Regions from separate parts of the Homo sapiens genome. Here regions 2 and 3 are each linked to region 1. Evidence: chromatin loops called from intact Hi-C (ENCODE). Cell type or tissue: stomach. All regions are shown on one strand. Links, peaks and the distances in the headings refer to the core of each region. The heading gives the core; the rest is flanking DNA.

The links. Hi-C counts contacts between places; a loop is a spot of excess contacts. Peaks named below come from ENCODE experiments on the same cell type or tissue, not always from the same donor. Only the 100,000 strongest peaks of a DNase experiment are listed, where the experiment ranks them.
Region 2: it touches region 1 in a loop (2.8-fold over the local background); 73 of 110 quality-filtered maps call a loop at or near these places.
Region 3: a loop joins it to region 1, with 2.2 times the contacts of the local background. A loop is called at or near these places in 28 of 110 quality-filtered maps.

The regions. Positions count from the first base shown.
Region 1 is chr18:62,701,930-62,709,285 of GRCh38, reverse strand. No RefSeq gene overlaps it. Among named protein-coding and RNA genes, the nearest start is that of PHLPP1, 9.9 kb to the left of the region's middle. RefSeq lists a silencer at 6,725-6,774. In stomach, for the core only: no CTCF peak of the experiment used is centred there; no DNase peak of the experiment used is centred there.
Region 2 is chr18:62,592,711-62,600,066 of GRCh38, reverse strand. No RefSeq gene overlaps it. Among named protein-coding and RNA genes, the nearest start is that of ZCCHC2, 73 kb to the right of the region's middle. In stomach, for the core only: no CTCF peak of the experiment used is centred there; a DNase peak (open chromatin) is centred at 3,286; H3K4me3 peaks cover 1,137 bases; H3K27me3 peaks cover 4,645 bases.
Region 3 is chr18:62,808,415-62,815,770 of GRCh38, reverse strand. All of the region lies in intron 1 of PHLPP1 (PH domain and leucine rich repeat protein phosphatase 1), which reads right to left. Among named protein-coding and RNA genes, the nearest start is that of PHLPP1, 97 kb to the right of the region's middle. In stomach, for the core only: no CTCF peak of the experiment used is centred there; a DNase peak (open chromatin) is centred at 3,350; H3K27ac peaks cover 430 bases.

The sequences.
Region 1 (7,356 bases), core at 1,614-6,613:
GGCGGGAGAATCGCATGAACCTGGGAGGCAGAGGTTGCAGTGAGCTGAGATTGGGCCATGGCACTCCAGCCTGGGCTACTGAGCAAGACTCCATCTCAAAAAAAACAAAAGATAAAAAAGATTCCTATCTAACAAAAATCTATTTTCCTACGCCATCCCAAAACATTTATTCTGATTCTTCCGTGACTAAAAAGAGAAAAGTATTCTCCAGATAATGATTCCTCCATACTTACATTCATTAATTATACCGTGAAGAAGCAGCATGGATATTCTTTTCTTTTTTCCGCCCCATTGTAGAGAGGTTTTAGGAGACTCCATCAGTCCCTAGAAATCTTGCCCTTTTTCCCTCTACTCCCTGCCACATCTAGTGGTCTAGACTCCTAAGCTTATTAGTTTCCTGGGGCTGCTGTAATAAACCACCATGAAGTGGGTGGCTCAAAACAACAAAAATTTATCCTTTTGTTACCGGTAAACTTGAGGGCCCCAAAAGATGGGGTCTTTCCTCCTTCATTGCTGCAGAGCCAATACACAACTGAAAGTGAGCATCACCCACAGCAAGGTTTAGTCTGTGGCCAGGGAATGAAGAAGTGGGAGCATGGCTGGCAAATCACCTTCTCAACTAGTGCAGGATGAGGGGGCTAAAATGTAAGGCTTCTTAATGAAGGAGTTGGACACTAAAAGTGAGGGGAGAGTCCAGGCATGGTGGCTCACACCTGTACTCCCAGCACTTTGAGAGGTCAAGGCAGGTGGATCGCTTGAGGCCAGGAGCTCGAGACCAGCCTGGACAACATGATGAAACCCCGTCTCTACTAAAAATACAAAAATTAACTAAGCATGGTGGCCTGTGCCAGTAATCCCAGCTACTTGGTAGGCTGAGGCAGGAGAATTGCTTGAACCTGGGAGGTGGAGGTTGCAGTGAGCTGAGATTGCGCCACTGCACTCCAGCCTGGGCGACAGAGCGAGACTCTGTCTCAAAAAAATACTATTTTGGCCAAGCGTGGTGGCTCACGCCTGAAATCCTAGCACTTTGGGAGGCCAAGGTGGGTGGATCACCTGAAATCAGGAGTTCGAGACCAGCCTGACCAACATGGTGAAACCCCGTCTCTACTGAAAATACAAAAATTAGCCTGCATGGTAGTGGGCGCCTGTAATCCCAGCTACTTGGGAGGCTGAGACAGGAGAATCACTTGGACCGAGGAGGCGGAAGTTGTAGTAAGCCACGACTGCGCCACTGCACTCCAGCCTGGGCAAAAGAGGGAAGCTCCATGTCAAATATATATATATATACTATTTTTAAAAGGATATTTTAATACATACAAAAAGTAGGAAGGACAGATCTCAGCATAGAAAAAGTGGTCCTTCAAATTGAACAAAGTTAACTTTATGAAAAACTTCTTAATATGTCCTTTTTTTCTCTTCTATTACCAAGATCAAGAAAAATGCCATCCCAGGTCAGTTTCAGATCTCAAGCTGGCATTTGAGAATCAGAGCCAGAGCTTCACAGAAGTCCCTGTCCCCAGCACCTTACTACTATTCCATAGTCAGCACTAGATGGTCACGGTAACTTTCAAGCTGTGACTTTCAAGAATTTAGCAATTTACAGCCATCTGTTGCCATGTGTACCAAAATTTTGCAAAATATGACCACTGCCTCTTCACCTCATAATATCTGCGATCTTACCCATATCTCTGTTGTAAAATTGAGATGGCAGAAAAATCAAGCAGCCAGGCTCATGCTCAGGTGGGTGCATTAATTAATAAATCAGATACAGTGACAGTGGCAATGGCATAATAACATTCTTAGTCTCCTACACATGCCATAGTTTGAAAGGTAGTGCCATGTAATATTTTTAGGAAGTTTTATAACATTCGAGGTTAGAAGTCAGAAGTCCTGGTTCTAAACTCCCTAGCTAAGTATGGCCTGGAGAAGACATTTGACCTTAAAGAGCTTTTTCTTACTATTTATATAATAAGGGATTGAACTACATAGTGTCTCTAAAATCTCTTCTGGTGCAAAGAAATTTCTAATTCTGACTCAAAGCAAAACTGTCTAATTTGGAATATTGACAAATGTTTTTATTAGTCACAAAGCAGAAACCTTCACATTTAGATGCTATCATTTTGAAATAAAAAGACTATTTATTTATTTTTTGAGACAGTTTCGCTGTCGCCCAGGCTGGGGTGCAGTGGCACCATCTCGCCTCACTGCAAGCTCTGCCTCCTGAGTTCAAGCGAGTCTCCTGCCTCAGCCTGCTGAATAGCTGGCACTACAGGCGCCCGCCACCACGCCGGCTAATTTTTTGTATTTTTAGTAGAGACAGGGTTTCAGCATGTTGGTCAGGTTGGTCTTGAACTCCTGACCTCAAGTGATCCACCTGCCTCCACCTCCCAAAGTGCTGGGATTACAGGTGGATTCACTGCATCTGGCCTAAAATAAAAAGACTTTTCAGACTTTTTCTTTCCATTTAAAAGAATTGTTAAAGCATTTAGACTAACAGCAGGTTTATTCTGATATGTATGAAAACTGCTGGGTTTTTAGTCCTCTGAAATATGAATTTGTCACTAATAGGAACTAATTCATGACAACAAGATCCACAACTTCAGATCCCCAAACTCCAGTGTCTGTATCAGTTTTTTCTTTTACAGTCGTGGATGTGTATAGATATAAATCTCATTACCACAAAGTTAGGTTAGCTGACAGAAGCTAAAACATCAGCTCACGTGAGTACATGGGCCCAGGAGACGCAGACAAGGATATTGATAGCAGCAGCAGTTTGCCATGCCAAAACTTGGGAGTCACCCAATTGCACATCAACAGTAGGATGAATCAAGAAACAGGAGCATAGTTCTACCTTGAAATGCTAATATGGCAACAAAAATGAAGAAGTTTAAATTAAAGTGGTAAGCAATATAAGTGAATCTTTTTTTTCTTTCTTTTTTTTTTTTTTTAAAAAACGGAGTCTCGTTCTGTCACCCAGGCTGAAGTGCAGTGGCATGATCTCAGCTCACTGCAAGCTCCGCTCCTGGGTTCAAGCGATTTTCCTGCCTCAGCCTCCCAAGTAGCTGGGATTACAGGCATGCGCCACCATGCCCGGCTAATTTTTTGTATTTTTAGTAGAGATGGGGTTTCACCATGTTAGCCAGGATGGTCTCAATCTCCTGACCTCATAGTCCACCTGCCTCAGCCTCCCAAAGTGCTGGGATTACAGGCGTGAGCCACCATGCCTGGCCATGAGTGAACCTTTTTAAAAGCATGTTGGGTGAAAGAAGCCAGACACAATAGAATACTTACCAGATGATTCCATTTATATCAAGTTCAAGAACATGTTTTTTAGGAACACAATTTAGGTGGTCAAACTGAAACGAAAGGAAAAGGAAGTAAATAACAAACTGACTAGGGAAATTGAGGGGATTGTGACTGGGCAAGAGAACACTGGGCTTCAGCAGGGCTGACAGTGTTCTTGTTCTTGACCTTGCTGGTTACCTGGGTCTCTGCTTTATGAAAACGTGTTCAGCTGTACATTCTTGTTTCATCCACTTTCCTGTTTGTGTTATATTTCATAACAAAGGTATTTTTAAAGATCATATGGTTTTGTTACACCCTGAATTTCTATATTACGTCCATTCTTAAGAGTTTGAAGTTATATTTCCCGTAAGTTGTTTAATTCATTTAGAATTGTATTCATAATGTAAAACAATGATAAATATAACTTAAGAGTTATATTTATCATGTAAAACAATGATAAACATAACTTAAGAGAGAACTTTCAGATTAATTTTAAGAGTAGTAAGTTCATTATAGAAACTTTGGATAATATTGCCAGGTATAAAGATGCAGGGATGAACATAAATCCCAATGACACAGTTATTTTCACATATTTCCTCCCAGATTTTTTTTCTCCTATGCAGTTTAATGTGGTAGAGATCACAATGTAGCTACATTTTTTCCCTGCTTTTCTTGCTTAAAATGATGCCATAAGCACTTTTCCATATCATTATAAACAGAATTTTAAATTTCTAGATAATGGTGAATTATTGGGAGACCCTGAAACTTATTTATACACACCATAAAGGGTGAATTCGTGATCACGCAGGACACTGTACTGGCCTTCAGTATTTTTATACTATTTTTATGCTCTTCTACTTGTGGACATAAGGTTGAGATCTTAGCCAATTTTTATACCTTCACCTTCCTTATCTCCCCATCCTTCAAACCACAACGTAGCAACATTGAAATCAGGCAGTGTCTGAAGCCCTTTCTTCTTTTTTTTTTTTGAGACAGAGTTTTGCTCTGTCGCTCAGGCTGGAGTGCAGTGGCACAATCTCAGCTCACTGCAAGCTCCGCCTCCCAGGTTCACGCCATTCTCCTGCCTCAGCTTCCTGCCATTCTCCTGCCTCAGCTTCCCAAGTAGCTGGGACTACAGGCGCCCACCACCACGCCTGGCTAATTTTTTGTATTTTTTTAGTAGAGACGGGGTTTCACCGTGTTAGCCAGGATGGTCTCGATCTTCTGACCTCATGATCCGCCCACCTCGGCCCCCCAAAGTTTTGGGATTACAGGCGTGAGCCACCATGCCTGGCCATCTGAAGCCCTTTGTAGATGGGCTTATGAGGAAGTCAAAACGTGGAAACATTTACCAACTCCTGTAATATGCCAGGGTGCAGTAGCCAGATTTAGCAAATAAAACTATAGGACACACAGTTTTTGCAATAATTGCACATATGAAAGAATTACTTCATATTTATTTGAAATTTGAACTTAACTAGGTTTCCTGAATTTCATCTGGCAACCCAATGCCAGGGCACTGCCAGGGCTGTCAGGAGTATATTCTAATTTAATTCCTTTGACCCCTTTGAGAGTTACATACGATTCCCATTTTAAAGAAGAGCTCAGGCCGGGCGCAGTGGTTTATGCCTGTAATCCCAGCACTTTGAGAGCCCGAGGCGGGCAGATCACGAGGTCAGGAGTTCAAGACTAGCCTGGCCAACATAGTGAAACCCCGTCTCTACTAAAAATACAAAAAATTAGCTGGGTGTGGTGGCACATGCCTGTAGTCCCAGATACCCGGGAGGCTGAGGCGGGAGAATCACTTGAACCCGGGAGGCAGAGGTTGCAGTGAGCCGAGACCATACCATTGCACTCCTGCCTGGGTGACAGAGTGAGACTCCATCTCAAAAAAAAAAAAAAGAAGAGCTCAGTAAGGATCAGTAACTTCTCTAAGCTCACACAGCTAGAAAGGAGTAAAACAAGGATGGAAACCTAAGCTTTCTGACACCAAGACTGTGGCTCCAAATTGGTGGGGCTTACCCCCTAATGCTTGGGTAAAATGGACCCAACTCTCCCTCAGTGAGAGAGGGTGTTTTTGGTTTTCATTTGTTATTGTTGTTTCTTTTTACAAAACAGTTCATCAACCCTTTTGTACTGTTATGTCAAAAATGAGTGGCTGGGTGTGGTGGCTCACATGTGTAATCCCAACACTTTGGGAGGCAGAGGCAGAAGGACGGCTTGAGCCCAGGAGTTCACGACCAGCCTGGATAACATAGTGTGACTCCATCGCTACAAAAAAAAAAATTGAGAAATTAGCCTGGAGTAGTGATGCATGCCTGTAGTCCTAGCTACTCAGGAGGCTGAAGCAGGAGGATCTCTCAGGGTCAGAAGACCAGCCTGGATAACATAGCGAGACCCTGTCTCTAAAACACATTTTTATAAAATCAACAAAAATTAGTTGGGCATGGTGGTGCATGCCTGTGGTCCCAGATACTTGGGAGGCTAAGGAAGGAGGATTGTTGAGCCTAGGAGTTCAAGGCTACAGTGAGCTATGGTTCCACCACTACACTCCAGCATGGGTGACACAGTGAGACCCTATCTCTAAAAAAATAAAAATTAAAAATAAGTTAAAAAATGAGTATGGGGTAGGGGAAGAATTCTGGACCCAGGCGGCAGGGCCAAGCCACTGAACTGACTCAAAACAACCAGGTCCAGGAAAAGGGGCTTTAAGCTACCACAGGGCAGCAAAGAGGAAGCTCCAACACACCCCCTAGCCCCACCCTTTGGAAGCCAGAAGACTCACCCATCAGCACTCTTCCTGATGACCATCAGATGAGACATTTTAATTTCATTTGCTCCTGGAAACCCCAAGGAAGGTTTTGGGTTTTGATTTGAGGTAGGGGGCAGGGGCTTTATTTACTTATTCAGGTTTAAAATAAATAGTAAAAAGGGTGAAACTTCCAGAAGTGGTTCCACTGTCATATGGGAGGAAACATGATCCAAGCTGTGTGCGTTATCTTCATCCCCTCCTGTCCAGCCAAGAGTCTGGCCCCACAGCGTGGCACAGGCCAAGCTCCCCTCTCTTGTGCCCTCTCATTCATTCCTTTGCAACTTGCTGCTTTCCTTCCCCACACAAGCAGATTCTAAATGAGCCATTTGGCAAACCCCTCAGAGTACTACCACTCCTAGCCAGGAGGTGAAACTTCCCTAGGCCCCAAACGGAGGAGGGACAGAAGTGCCAGTGTCTGAGGAGCGTGGGTGCAGGAGACAGAATGGAGCTGAATCAGGAAAAATGACAGAGGCCCCAGCCTCATTTGGGCCCGAGATTCCCCTGAATGTGGCTCTTGTGGCAATCCTAGGTGAGGTCTTTGGTAGGACTTGGGAGAAACACACAGACCCCCACAACGCCACCCACTAAGGCCCCCAGCCTTACTCCAGGCAAGCGTATCTGCTCAATGGCATCTAGCTCTGAACCAACGAGGGCCTGAGTCTCTCTGCACCAAGGGGAAGCAAGTGTCAAACCCACACCCAGCATCTGGCAGCAAACAGCAGCTGCACTTCCCCTCCCTAAGTCTCTACGGCCTCAGACTTGCATTCTGTCGGTCCCCAAAGCAGTTCAGGGTCCTGGCACACTTGCCAACGCGGCTTTCCTGCAAAGCTCAACCAACCTGCAGGCAGGCATGCAGCAAGCCCAGGGAGCAGCTTCAGTGTGCGGATACGGGTTCCATCTTCACTGGCTGTCAGAGGAAAGCCAAGATGGACTCCACATGCCCCTCAACTTTACTACTGAAAACCAGTTCCTACTGCCTCTAGGCCCTTGGGTTTCCTTTTCATAGAGCATTTACTTCATTTTTAAAAATTTTTATTTTATTTTAAATTGAGATGAGATCTTGCTATGTTGCTCAAGCTGGTCTTGAACTCCTGGGCTGAAGGGATCCTCCCACCTCCACTTCCTGAGTAACTGAAGTTACAGACCAGAGCCACAACACCTGCCTGCAGAGCATTTACTTTAAAAAACTTGTCATTTTAAATTCTTTCTCTACCTCTTTTTTTTTTCTCTCTTTTAACTCATCTGTATTCATTACAACT
Region 2 (7,356 bases), core at 1,353-6,352, 110 kb after region 1:
TCAGAAAATAACAAGTGTTGGTGAGGATGTAAAGAAACTGGAACCCTTGTGCACTGTTGGTGGGAATGTAGTTGTTGTAGTTGCTATGGAAAAAAGTACGGCAGTTTCTCAAAAAATTAAAAATAGAAGTACTACATGACCCAGTCATTCCATTTCTGGGTAGATGAATAAATAAACAAAAGGTGGGATATTCATACCATGGAATATAATTCAGCCTTAAAAGAGAAGAGAATTCTGACACAGGCTACCACATAGATGAATCTTGAATTCAATAAGTGAAATAAGCCAGTTACAAACGGACAAATCCTGTATAATTCTACATATGTGAGGTACCTAGAGTAGTCAAATTTACAGAGAAAAAAAACAGAATGGTGGTTGCCATGGGCTGGGGGAAGTGGAGAGGGAGATGGGGAGTTGTTTAATGGGTACAGAGTTTCAGAGTTGCAAGATGAAAAGCATCCTGGTGATTGGTTGTATAACAATGTGAATGTATTTGACACTATTGAACTGTACACTTAAAAATGGTTAAGGTGCTAAATTTTAAGTTATATGTGTTTTGCCACAATTAAACATTATTTAAAAATTTGAAGAAGTAAAATGTGTCCATATAAAAAATGACAAAGTATAAGGGAAGTAAGCAAAATCATCCTCCATCACCCCAATGGAGATAACCACTATTAAGCTATGATCACACCACTGCCCTCCAGCAATGGACTGATGGAAGGAGACCCTGACTGTAAAAAGAGAGGTGGGGGGGAAACACCACTGTTGAGGGTCTTTTTATGTAGCCAAAGTGGAGTGCTTTTATAAAACACTGATTCAACAGTTTAAAGCGAAAATTTAGTCTTGGTTGAGAAGGTAGTCCTATCACAGAAGGTGAGAATGATGCCACTTTTGGCTTCCAGGCAGACTGGAATAACTTCAGTATTTTTCTCTAAGTCTTCTAACTTGGATTTGGTGAACACTGTCTTTGTAAAACAAATGCAGAGATCTCAGTCATAGGCCAGTGTTTGCCCAAGTAAATTGGTTTTAGATTCAGGACGGCAAAAATTCATGCCTGGAGTATTTCTTCCTTTCATTCCCATACTCATCCATTGAGTAAGTATTTGTTGAATATCTACGTGCGCCGACACTGCGCTAGGGGCTCAGGAGACAGCAGTGAATGGGAGAGGACACTTACCTTCTAGCTGGAAAGCAAACAGCAGACAGGTAAACAAACTAACACAGAAATTGCAAACTGAGAAGTGGTTTGAAGGAAAGAAACGCCGTCATGCCATTGAAAGGAATGGGAAAGGAGAAGAGCTGAAACCTGCGGGATGCGAATAAACTCCCACTAAAAACACCAGAGATGCAAAAGACCATTAGATCATTCAGGTGCACAAAGTGAATACAGGCAATAGAGGTCAGAAGAGTGGTTACCTCCGGGGAGGGCACCGACTGGGGGAGGCACGAGGGAGCTTTCAGGTGTGCTGAACATGTCCTATATCTTGATCTGGGTGAATAGACTGTATAAGTACAATATTAGGGCAGCATTGGGGGTGGCTCACACCTGTAATCCCAGCACTTTGAGAGGCCGAAGTGGGCGGATCACTTGAGGTCAGGAGTTGAAGATCAGTCTGGCCAACATGGTGAAACCCCATCTCTACTATAAATACAAAAATTAGCCAGACATGGTGGCAGGCGCCTGCAGTCCCAGCTACTCCGGAGGCTGAGGTGGGAGAATCCCTTGAACCCGGGAGGCGGAGGTTGCAGTGAACCGAGATTGCACCACTGCACTCCAGCCTGGGAGACAGAGTGAGACGCCATCTCAAACAAACCAACAAAAATTATGTGAAAAGTCATTGAGTTGCATGCTTTAGGCATGTGCACTTTACTATATATATACATGTTATACCTTAATAAAAATAAAATACCCGCCTCCTCAAAAGGAAAAGGAAGCGGGAAGCATTCCAGATGGAAGAAATAATAAACACCAAGGCCTGCAGGTGGGGCCGCAGGAAGACAGGTGGAGTGCAGGGAAGGGGTAGTGAGATGAGGCTGGTGCACAGCAGACCAACAATGGAGATCCCTGGGGAGAGAATTGGGACTCAGGGATGGGGACCAGGGATTTTAATTTTTAACTCTGTTAAAAAATTTCACTGATAAACATGCCCTCATGCTTTATATGTCCCATTTTATTTTATTATTTTTTATTGAGACGGAGTCTCACTCTCTCGCCCAGGCTGGAGTGCAGTAGCGAGATCTCTGCTCTCTGCAAGCTCCCCCGCCCGGGTTCAAGCGATTCTCCTGCCTCAGCCTCCCAAGTACCTGAGATTACAGGCTCCCGCCACCACGCCCAGCTAATTTTTGTATTTTTAGTAGAGATGGGGTTTCACCATGTTGGCCAGGCTGGTCTCAAACTCCTGACCTCAAGTGATTCACCCGCCTCGACCTCCCAAAGTGCTGGGACTACAGGTGTGAGCCACCGCCTCCGGCCTATCTGTCCCATTTTAAAAACAAGTGAATGAAGTCATTTACTTTCTTTTTCAGAATGGCGCGTCCCACCTTTCCTCGGGGCTTGTTGTAAGGAAGTGAATGGCTTTGAAGGTCCTTTTCCTGTCTTGAGGGGGGAAAGATCCAGAGGCCGTGCAGCCTCCATAATTTCCGCTGATCAATGTGCCCTGGGAGGATACATCATTTCTTGATCAGAAGAGGAACAAAAGGGAACCCTGAGTGGAGAAGTTCCCCCCCCTCATTCATTCCATCGATGTTCATTGAGTGCTTATTAGACACAAGACCCTGCCTGTTTTGCAGACAAGAGTCCAGATCTCTCCCCTCTTAGTTCAGGATGAAATCAATACCTGAGACTCCAATCCTGAGGCAAATGGGATTAGGATCCCAGGGGCATGCAGAAAGGGAGGAGAAGGCGATCCACAGGGAAGGGAGATTCCTGGCTCCTTCACCTGTGGCGTTGGGAAGCGGAGAAGCAACTTCTAGACCACTACTTTCTGGGGATTTAGAAGGTACTGGAAGCTCTGTCTTGAACCTTTGGAAAGAACCCTTTCTCACCTTCGTCCACACCCACGTATGCTGGACGCACTCAAGGTTGGGTATGCCTCCGTGCCTCCCTCTCCGGGCACCTGTGGGACTAGCCGGCGCGGCGATGGGGACGCGCGGCTCCAGCGGCGCCCGGGCAGAGGACAGCGGCCACCCGGGCAGGCATCGCCGCAGGCGTCCCGCTCCGTGCGCGCTGCGCTCGGCGGCTGGATCTTCCTCTCCGCAGCCCTGCTGGCTCTCGGGGACGGACCATCGTCCTGAGTGTGGCCGGCTGCCGCGCGCATTTTCCCGGACATTTAGCATCCTTGGCCCTGGGCCTGACAACAGCTCACGTTTCAAACACCCCTGGAGGGCGGTGCGCCCGGGGTGATATCCTCTGGGCGCCTCTTTTGTTCGTAAAAGTGATTTGGAAACGCAAAGAGGAGTCTCCGCACTGGCCCGGGGACCGATGCAGCGGAAGGGTGCGAGAACAGCCCCTCTCTGCACCCCAGCTCCCACCCAAGCAAGGGGGCCGCTCAGTCCGACAGTCCCTGCGGCTTCCGGGGGCGCCCGAAGGCCCAGGGGTCTGGGGCGGACTTCGAATTGCTGACCCGCGCGGGAGCGGAGCTGAGGTGCTCGCGGGAGCGGCTTAGGGGATGGGGTCAGAGTGGGGTCCCGGGGAAGCAGAGCCCACCCGGTCGCACGGCTTGGCCGAGGGGTCGGGAACAGGAAAGCCAGCGAGGTCCCGGAGGGAGCCACTTCGAGGATCTGAACGCGAACCCGCCCAGAGCCCCGGCCCGCGCCGCCGTCCTCCGCAGTCCCGGCGCAAACAACACAGCGCGGCCCCCAGGCCCAGGGGAGGTTCCGTGTGACGGTCGCGTCCCAGGGCAGCACGGAGGGCACGACCCCAACACATATTTGTTGAACAAATAATTTTCAAAATATATATTTGGGGAGGAGGGCGTGGGCGGGCGAAACTGGCCACAGCACTGGCTGTCCGCGGCCAGAATTGGAAAGGGCCAGGTGGCTGGGCTTTTCTTCGTAGTCCCTGTGTCGTTTCCATTCCTTCATTCATCCAAAAAATGACAGATTTCTAGGGAAGCCAAACTCCTCGTTCGATTGTATTCTGGAATCCGGGTTAAGAATTGCCAAATTGTCAAAATAGGTTTAAGGAGTGGCCTCATTCCCAATCATCGCAGTTACATGACTGGTTCTGTATAGCCAGGTTCTGGAGACAAAACTGTATTTTAATGCCATTGGTTTTCTTTGTAATTCTATGTATATGACTTGGTGCACTTAAAAACATCATTCTGCGTAGGAGGTCTGCAGCTTCCCCTGGACACTAAAGGGTGCAGGGGCCATGGGCAGTGGCTGTGGCCTATAATCCCAATGTTTTGGGAGGCCGAGGTGGGAGGATCACTTGAGCCCAGGAGTCAGAGACCAGCCTGGGCAACATAGCAAGACTACATCTCTACATGAAAAAATAAAATAACATTAGCCAGGCTTGATGGTGTGTACCTGTAGTCCCAGCTACTTGGGAGGCTGAGGTAGAAGGACTTGCTTGAGCCTGTGAGGTCCAGGCTGTAGTGAACTGTGATCATGCCACTGCACTCCAGAGCCTGGGTGACAGATTGAGACCTCGTTCCTAAATAAATAAATGCATACTGCATACATACATACATACCTCTATCTCTTAAAAAAAAAAAAAAAAAAAAAAAAAAAGGCCGGGCGCGGTGGCTCACGCCTGTAATCCCAACACTTTGGGAGGCCGAGGTGGGCGGATCACGAGGTCAGGAGATCAAGACCATCCTGGCTAACACAGTGAAATCCCGCCTCTACTAAAAATACAAAAAATTAGCCGGGCGTAGTGGCGGGCGCCTGTAGTCCCAGCTATTTGGGAGGCTGAGGCAGGAGAATGGCGTGAACCCGGGAGGCGGAGCTTGCAGTGAGCCGAGATCGCGCTACTGCACTCCAGCCTGGGTGACAGAGCCAGACTCCGTCTAAAAAACAACAACAACAACAACAACAACAAAATCAGGCTTGGTAGCATGTGCCTGTAGAAAGAATTGCCTGAGCCAAGGAGTTGAAAGCTGCAGTGATGGTGCCACTGCACTCCAGCCAGGTCAACAAAGTGAGACCCTGTCTCAAAAACAACAACGACAGGCCAGGCACGGGGGCTCATGCCTGTTATCCTAGCACTTTGGGAGGCCAAGGCGGGCAGATCACCTGAGGTCAGGAGTTCAAGACCAGCCTGGCCAACATGGTGAAACCCTATCTCTACTAAAAATGCAAAAATTAGCCGTGCATGGTGGCAGGTGCCTGTAATCCCAGGTACTCGGGAGGCCGAGGCAGGAGAATCGCTTGGACCCAGGAGGTGGAGGTTGCAGTGAGCGGAGATCGTGCCACTGCATTCCAGCCTGAGCGACAGAATGAGACTCCGTCTCAGGAAAAAAAAAAAAAAAAAAGGTACAGGACATAAAGTGGGCAAAGACCCCAGATTCCTCACATGAAATGGATTACCTAGGGGTGAACTACATTTGAGGAGCAGGACTAGAAAGCAAAATATCCATGTTCCCAATGGTACAGCTGAAGGAACAGGCATGCACCTGTGCACCTGCCCCTGGTAATGGCCTGTCCTGGTGGCTTGTCACATGTCCCTCCCCATCATCCATTTTGCTTTGCAGACAAAAGCAGCAGGGACATTTTGCCCAAAAGAAAATTCTTTTTATGAGAATTCCTTGCTAGCCTGGAACAGGAGGTCCTGCGTTAGGACTAGCACTATTCAACAGAACTTTCTGCTATGAGGAAAATGTTCTCTCTTGCTGGTGTCAAATGCAGTAGCCATTAGCCACAAGTGGCCACTGAGTGCTTAAAATATGGCTAGTGCAACTAAGGAGCTAAATCTTAAATTTTATTTCAATATTTAAAAATTTTGGCTGGGCACAGTGGCTCACACTTGTAATCCCAGCACTTTCAGAGGCCAAGGCAGGAGCATTACTGGAGCCCAGGAGTTCAAGACCAGCCAAGGCAACATAGTAGAACCCTGTCTCTACAAAAAAGATACGAAAAATTTAGCTGGGTGTGGTGGTACACACCTGTAGTCCTAGCTACTTGGGAGGCCAAGGCAGGAGGATCACTTGAGCCCAGGACTTCAAGGCTGAAGCAAGCTCTGATTGTGCCGCTGCACTCCAGCCAGGGTGACAGAGCAAAACCCTTCTCTCTAAAAAATAAAGAGGCCAGGTGCAGTGGCTTAAGCCGGTAATCCCAGCACTTTGGGAGGCCAAGGTGGGTGGATCACCTGAGGTCAGGAGTTCGAGACCAGCCTGGCCAACATGGTGAAACCTCATCTCTACTAAAAATATAAAATTGGCAGGGTGTGGAGGTGCATGTCTGTAATGCCAGGTACTCAGGAGGCTGAGGCAGGAGAATCACTTGAACCTGGAAGGCAGAGGTTGCACTGAGTTGAGATCATGCCACTGCACTCCAGCCTGTGCAACAGAGTAAGACTCTATCTCCGGGGGGAGCGGGGAGACATATATATATATATATATATATATATATATATATATATATATATATATATATATATGTTTTGACATATGTACCTGTGAAACCATTACCACAATCAAGATAGTGACTATACCTATCACATCCAAAAGTTTTCTTGTGTCCCCTTGTGGTTTCCCCATTCATGCCCCTACCTCTACACCCAGGCAACCACTGATCTGCTTCCTGTCATTTCCATTTCCCAGAATTTTATCCAAATGGAATAATGCAGTCTGGTGCTCATATTTTGTCTGGCTTCTTTCACTTGGCACAGTTATTTTGAGATTCACCATGTTGTGTCTCAGCAATTCATTCCCTTTATTGCTGAGTAATATTCCATTGTTTGGTGAGACCATTCTTTCACCTGCTGATGGAGATTTGAGTTGTTTCTACTTGTAGCCTAATACAAATAAAGCTGTTATGGACATTCTTACACAAATCTTTGCATAGACATATGCTGTTGTTTCGTTTGGGTAAATTCCTAAAAGTAGAGTGGCTGGATTATAGTAGGCGTATGTTTAACTTAAGAACTGCCAAACTTTTCCAAAGTGGTTGTACCATTTTACACTCCAGTCTGAAGTTTATGAGAGTTCCAGTTGCTCCACATGTTGGTCAACACCTAGTGTGGTCTTTTTATTTCAACCACTCTATAATAGGTGTGCAGAGGTATTTCACTGTGGTTTTAATTTGCATTTCCCTGAAGACCAACAATGTTGAGCATCTTTTCATGGGCTTCTTCCTTGGTGAAGCACTTAGATCTTTTGCCCATTTTAAAAATTGTGTTTTCTTATTATG
Region 3 (7,356 bases), core at 1,278-6,277, 110 kb before region 1:
GAGCACCTAATTCCACTTTCTTTGTGTCTGTACTGCACTTAGTGACTGGCTTCTAACAAACAAAATGTAGAAGAAGTGACAGCAGCAGCTTGTGAATTCTGAAACTAGGTCATAAAAGCATATAGCTTCCTCCTTCCTCTCTCTCTAGGATCACTCCCTCTGGGGAAGCCAGCTGCCCTGTCGTGAGGATACTCATACAATCCTTTGAAAAGGCCAACAAGGTGAGGAACTGAAACTTCCTGCCAACAGCCAGCAAGGAACTAAGGCCTCCTAACAACAGCCATGTGAGCAGGCCATATTAGAAACATCCTCAAGGCCGGGCGCGGTGGCTCAAGCCTGTAATCCCAGCACTTTTGGGAGGCTGAGGCAGGCGATCACTAGGTCAGGAGATTGAGACCATCCTGGCTAACACGGTGAAACCCCGGCTCTACTAAAAATACAAAAAATTAGCCGGGCGTGGTGGCGGGCGCCTGTAGTCCCAGCTACTCCGGAGGCTGAGGCAGGAGAATGGCGTGAACCTGGGAGGCAGAGCTTGCAGTGAGCAGAGATCGCGCCACTGCACTCCAGCCTGGGCAACAGAGCAAGACTCTGTCAAAAAAAAAAAAAAGAGGAAAAAAAAAAAAGAAACATCCTCCAGCCACGGTCAAATCCAGAGAACTCCAGCCCCTAGGGCCAGACTGCAAACTTCAAGATGGACCCTGATCCAGAACTACACAGCTAAGCCACTCCTGAAACTCCTGCATTCCTGACTCAGAGATAAATGTCTGGTGTTTAAACCACTAAGCTAAGCCATTCCTGAATTCCTAACTCAGAAATAAATGTTTGGTGTTTTAAACTACTAAGTTTTGGGGCAAAACCTCACAACTTTACTGTGTTGGTTTCACATAATTCTATTTACTGAACACAGTAAAACTTTAATAACCTACACTTCCCTAAAAGAGCCTACAAAATTTATAGGACTTTGTATAAATCTACTACAACTAGAAATGGTCAAAAACAAGAATAAGAACAACACATTAAGCAATCACAAGAATTTCCAAAATGTAAGAGAGTGAAAGTACTCATGATAAATAATGCACCAAAATCTAAGAAAAGTATGATCACTATATAAAGCTACTGGAAGAATTTACCATGTCCCTGGAGCTGAAAATGGTCGAATGAGTGAAAACACTCAACTCTCACCTCACCCTCTTTATCTTCAGAGCTTAGACTGATAAAACTCTAAAGCATGTTTCTTATTGCATATAAATCCTTAAATCCTTCTTCACTATGACCAGTGACAGAAAGAATGAATTAAATTACTTGCCTAGGGTCATTTCAAGAGCTAGGAGAAGGATTGAAATGACTCCGTAAGAGGTCTAGGGGAGCACTAAACTGCATCTGGGAATTCTGTCTCAGAGCTAAGAAGCTAAAAGAAGCTCAGCAAGGAGTGCTGGCAGGAGCTTTGAAACAGATTTAAGACTAACTGCTTTTTAGCTAATGGAAATGACAACCAGCTGCTAAATAGATTTGGGAGGGTTAATTTATGCATCAGATCAAAATATATGAAGTCAACTGCCCAGTAAATCTTGCTTCTTACTGACAGCTATTCAATTTGATTAGGTTTATTTATATCTCCCAAATTACCATAGACACTTATCCTGGACAAATGTCATGCCCTGAACCTTTTGATAATCTCTAAATTCCTGAATATGCCTACAGATTACAGTTTTCTTTATAATACTGATTAACTGGTACCTGAAAAATAGTACCCCTTTATATCTCTAAAGATTCTGCAAACATAGGGCTAAAGTAATTAAAAAGGAAAAAAAAAATCCACCAAAGAAAATTCTCACATAAACTATAGTAAAATGAGCCATGAACTTTTAAAATAATACAACATCAAAATCATAAACATGATCACTGATTGTATGTTTGTGTAGTGGTGCAGGAAATAATACATTAAAATGCTGAAAGGGAAAGGCTGAATGAAGACAAGTTAGAACGAAAGGCTTCAAACCTGAGCATGTGCCAAAACCACCTAGAAGTCTTGCTAAAACAGAGATTGAGGGGCTCTGCCACTCAAGAGTTTCTCATTCAATAGTTCTGGGCAGGAGCGTGAGATTTTGCAGATGTTGCAGGTGTGGGGACCACAACTTGAGACCCACCAAGTTACAGTATTATGTTACTAACATAACTAACCAACTTGACCTGGTGGATCATCAGGATTTGGTTGATTATACCTAGACCAAAGAAGCAAGCAAATCAGGTCAGAGAGAAGAGTGAGGCAAACGTGGGGCATAATGGATGAGAGATCAGGTGCTGCCCAAACTTTCCACTCCCCTCTTTCTTCCTTCCTTCCTCCATCTCTCTTCCTCAAAAGGAACTAGATTCAGTTCTCAGGCATCTTTAAAGTTCCCTCCATTACACGATTCCATGGACAGATCACAATTATTCTTCAGTAGTCCCGAATGCCTGATGCTCACATCTCTTTTTGGGATGTGTATGTTTGGGATGTATGAGAAGGTATCTTCTTCAAATGTGGGTTTCATTACAATTTTGAATTCATACAAACCATAGCCCTTCCTCCCTTTTATGAGCTTCTTCAGCTCAGTTCCAGGAGCAATATATAGTGAGTTGGGGCAGCCTCCCACTATTAACTTCATATCTGGCAAAACATATTTGAAATTTGCAAAATCAACCTTCACTTGTCAGTTCAATGTCTTCACCATCTGTTACTTCTCACATTTCCTGTGCATAACTTCACACAATACCTTAAGAGTCCTTTCAGCATTCTCAAGTTTTCTTTCTTATTTGATGAGCAATATTTTCATTGGTTGGAATAATCACTGAAACACTTTCACTAACTTCTTGTTGCTGTCACTTCCATTGTAACAGATGGTAGACCTGTTCAGTTCCGTAGGTTTAGCTTCCACCACATTCAACATTCTGAAGTTACCTACAACTTCTATATTCCACCTAGAAACCATCACTTTTGTAGACTTCAGGATTTTAATCACCGCCTTCCCAGCTGAATTTATTTTTGTGGTACTTTTCCATAGGAAAAAAAAAAAAGGTCACAGGCACAAAAGTTAAAGTGTGCAATGTCATGAGCAAGGAGACACAACTGAACTTCGCTGAAACAATGAAGCTGGGCAGCAGGCCTCACTCAGGGTGGGCTTAACTCAAATTTCAGCCTCAGAAAAATTACCAATTACACTCTGTCATGAGGATTTAGAGGCCTTAGGAATGACTCAATGTTAACTCTTGGAATGTCTAAGGTCCAGTATACCCCTATTTACTCTTAACTCCTCTAAAGGAACAAACATACGTAGCTACCTCCTTTAGATAAGAACTATGACTGTGTCAAAGGTGATGCACACTGCTGTGTGTGTGGAAATCAGGATGATGACGCTAGACAGCTCCACAGCTCCAACTGAGTCAAGTTTTCACTGTGACATGCTTTTATCAGGAGTGCTGTGGTGTTTCTTCTGAGCATACACACACTCCTAAGTACATAATAAAATAAAAATTCGAAAGCCAAGCATGAATGATTTTGGGATAATCTACACCACTGTTTCTCTCTCTTCAAACGGTGAAAAAACGAACTATATTTCCATTTTCTTTGCTGCAAACAGACTTCGGCCAAGATGACTTCAGACAATGATTAAGAGCCACGTCCCTACAATCATATAAGTCCCAATATAATTAAAAATTCTTTTCCAGTGGTTCTAACTAGGAGGTTGGGTTATAGAGTTTACTTTCTACTGTGTAATACACAGCTATTGTTTAAATTAGTCTTTTATAAACAAAAATTCCAAGAGCAAAACAATTTCCTAAAAACTTTATGTTCCACTCCTCTCTACTGCATTAGATAATAATCAACTCACTGCCCTTTTCCCTACAAAGCTGATCACATTAAATATGTTGAGTCTGGATTCAAAAGTTCAAAAACTGACCTTAAGAAGCTATCTTGTATAGACATGACATCAGAAAAATACCTTAAACCCATTCCAAATAGATGGCTTCTCTCAACTTATTAGGAATCTCTTTAAAAAATTATAAAACCTCCTATAATTAGCCTATTACTAAGATTTACCTTTTGGAAATTTTAGAAGCTTTGTTTTAAAACTTCTTAGAACCACACACAAAATCCATAGAGTTCTCACTTAAATGTTTTCTAATTACTATAAATACAGCCCCATTAACAAAAGTTTAAAAGAAAAGGAAGTTAAAAAAAAAAAAAAGACACAACAACATAACCATAATCCTACTATCTTCATAGTAAACGGATTGGTGAATTTTCGTCCATTTTAAAAATTTGCATACCTTTTTACATAGTTGTAATCATTACATATACACAACTTTACATCCTGCTTTAACCCCTTCACACACCTTTGTATCATACACACCTTTCTAAGTTGTCATTTTATATCTAAAGGACTGCAAAATATTCCATAAGTTATCATTTGTTTACCAGTTTCTTTATTGTTCAAGATTGTTTCTGATCTTTTATTCTATAAACTGCTAGGTCAAATAGCATGAATTTTCTGACTCCAGATCCCTATTTAATGTTACCATTTCTTTCTAGCCAGCAGCTCTAAACCAGCTATCAATCAAAATGAGCAAAAATAAGCATGTTTCTACTACTGAATTATTTTTCCCACAGGAATGAGCAACTTTTCCGGACATTCTCAAACCCAGCAAAACACCAATAGGTTTTTCCAATCCTTGCCTCTGTCTTCACATCACCTTTTTCTCTATATCTCCATGTGTCCTCTTTGTTTCTTATAAGGACCAGTAATTAGATTTAGGGTCCATTATAATCCAGTATGATCTCATCTTAACTAATTATGTCTGTAAAGACCCTAAGGTCACATTCTGAGGTTTTAGCTGGACAGAATTGGGGGACAATAAACTCCTACACTACTGACCTCCGATCTAAATAAGTCTAATTTTCTTTGGTTTTACAACGTTTTTATTTTTAATTAAATAACTATTTATAGTACTACCTTTGTTCAGTATTGCTTTAACGTATTTTCAATATAATGCAGTGAGAGTACAGTAGTCCCCCTTATCCATGATTTCGCTTTCTGTGATTTCAGTTACCCACAGCCAACCTGAGTCAGAACATATGAATGGTATAGTAAGATATTTTCAGAGAGAAAGAAACCACGTACATATAACTTTTATTATGGTATACTGTTATAATTATTCTATTTTATTCTTAGTTATTGTTGTTAATCTCTTACTGTGCCTAATTTATAAATTAAACTTTATCACAGGTATGTTTATATAGGAAAAAACCCTAAGTACAGTATATTGAGGGTTCAGTACTATCCCCAGTTTCAGGCATCCACTGGGAGTCTTGGAACAAATTCTCCCAAGATAAAAGAGGAATACTGTATTAAGATTACCACAAAAAAAAATTACTTAATCACTAAATCTTACCTGAGATCAAGCACTTCTTACCAGCAAAGCTCCAAATAGATTGCTAGGGAAATATGGCATTTTGACTTTTAAATATTAAAGTCAAATGCCCCAGAAGACCAAAGTATCATGCCTCTATGCACTGTATCTGGAAATTCAAACTACTATAGATACACAAAGGACACAGTGATTTTTGTCTGTAGTAGGGCAATTTCTTGACTAAGGTCCAATCATCAGTGTATGAGTAGACTGTACCAGTGTTACCACTTCAGCTCTAAGTTAAACAAGTCTTGCTGTTTATTTAACTAGAGAAGCTCTCTTAGCACTCAGAAAAGACTTAAAAACCACGAAGATGGACCCTGCAGACTATCACAATCTTACATATTCAACAATCTTATAAACTTTTGCAACCTACTCACAACACCAAATAGAACTAGTATCCACCAATTAAATAAACCAACTGGAAAGTGAACTAAAATGTTAATACATGTACAAAAGATCCGCATATTCATTGTAAAACACTGAAGAGAACATAATTATTTGGCAAACATTCATTTAACCAGCATCTAGGGTAAAAACAGAATGTTTTTAAAAAAATAGTGCCCCAACATTCATTGAGTTGTAAGACATACTGAGAAATGCCAATGACTTTTTTTTTTTTGAGATGGAGTCTTGCTCTGTCGCCAGGCTGGAGTGCAGTGGCGCAATCTCAGCTCACCGCAAGCTCCGCCTCCCAGGTTCAAGTGATTCTCCCTCCTCAGGCTCCGGAGTTGCTGGGACTACAGGCTCCCACCACCACGCCCAGCTAATTTTTTTCGTATTTTTAGTAGAGATGAGGTTTCACCATGTTGGCCAGGATGGTCTCCATCTCTTGACCTTGTGATCCACCTACCTCGGCCTCCCAAAGTGCTGGGATTACAGGCATAAGCCACCGCACCTGGCCTGTTACCTTTTTGATACTTATATTGTGTATATCTGCAGAAATACTCAACTTTGGATGGGATGAGATATTCACAGCAGAATTACTTTTGAGGTTTTCTCAAATTAATGATTTGGAGCCCTAAAATAATAATTACAAGGTTCTGACTTAATTTCCATTGTGATACCACTTAGGCCTTGTCTTCCCCACAGGTAATCTCCTCAGGGGAAAAGAAAGTGGAAAGAATAGAACATTCAGTTATTTTTTTGTTTGAAACGACAGTTTTGTTTAAAAATGGAACGGCGGTGGCTTCTAGCCTTCAAATAAAACATATATTTTTAAAAATTCACATTTAGAAAGATTTAATATTCTGGTACTCTATTAAATTTCAACTCATATTAAATTGAGTTTTATATGATCTACATGAGCATCTCTATACCTGGCAGTAGGCAGGCAACAACACAGATTCCAGCCCTCAAAAAACTTAAAGTCTAGTAAAATAATAACCAGGCAACTGCAGTATAATTTTGTAGAAACTATAATAGAAAAAGTACAGTGTACTAGGGAATCACATGAGATACAAATTCCAGGCCAGGCACGGTGGCTCACGCCTGTAATCCCAGCACTTTGGGAGGCCGAGGTGGGTGAATCACCTGAGGTAAGGAGTTTGAGACCAGCCTGACCAACATGGAGAAATCCCGTCTCTACTAAAAATATAAAAAAATTAGCCGGGCTTGGTGGCGCATGCCTGTAATCTCAGCTACTCAGGAGGCTGAGGCAGGAGAATCGCTTGAACCCAGGAGGCGGAGGTGCAGTGAGCCAACATGGTGCCATTGCACCCCAGCCTGGGCGACAAGAGTGAAACTCCGTCTCAAAAAAAAAAAACAAAAAAAAACAGAGAGATGAATTCTAAACAAAAGTGACTATTTTAGACAAGTACTTAGCATAAGAGAACTATTAAAAAGTATCCATGTGCATATAATTAGCGTGATAAATTTTATCAATATATGTAATCATGTAAAGTACAG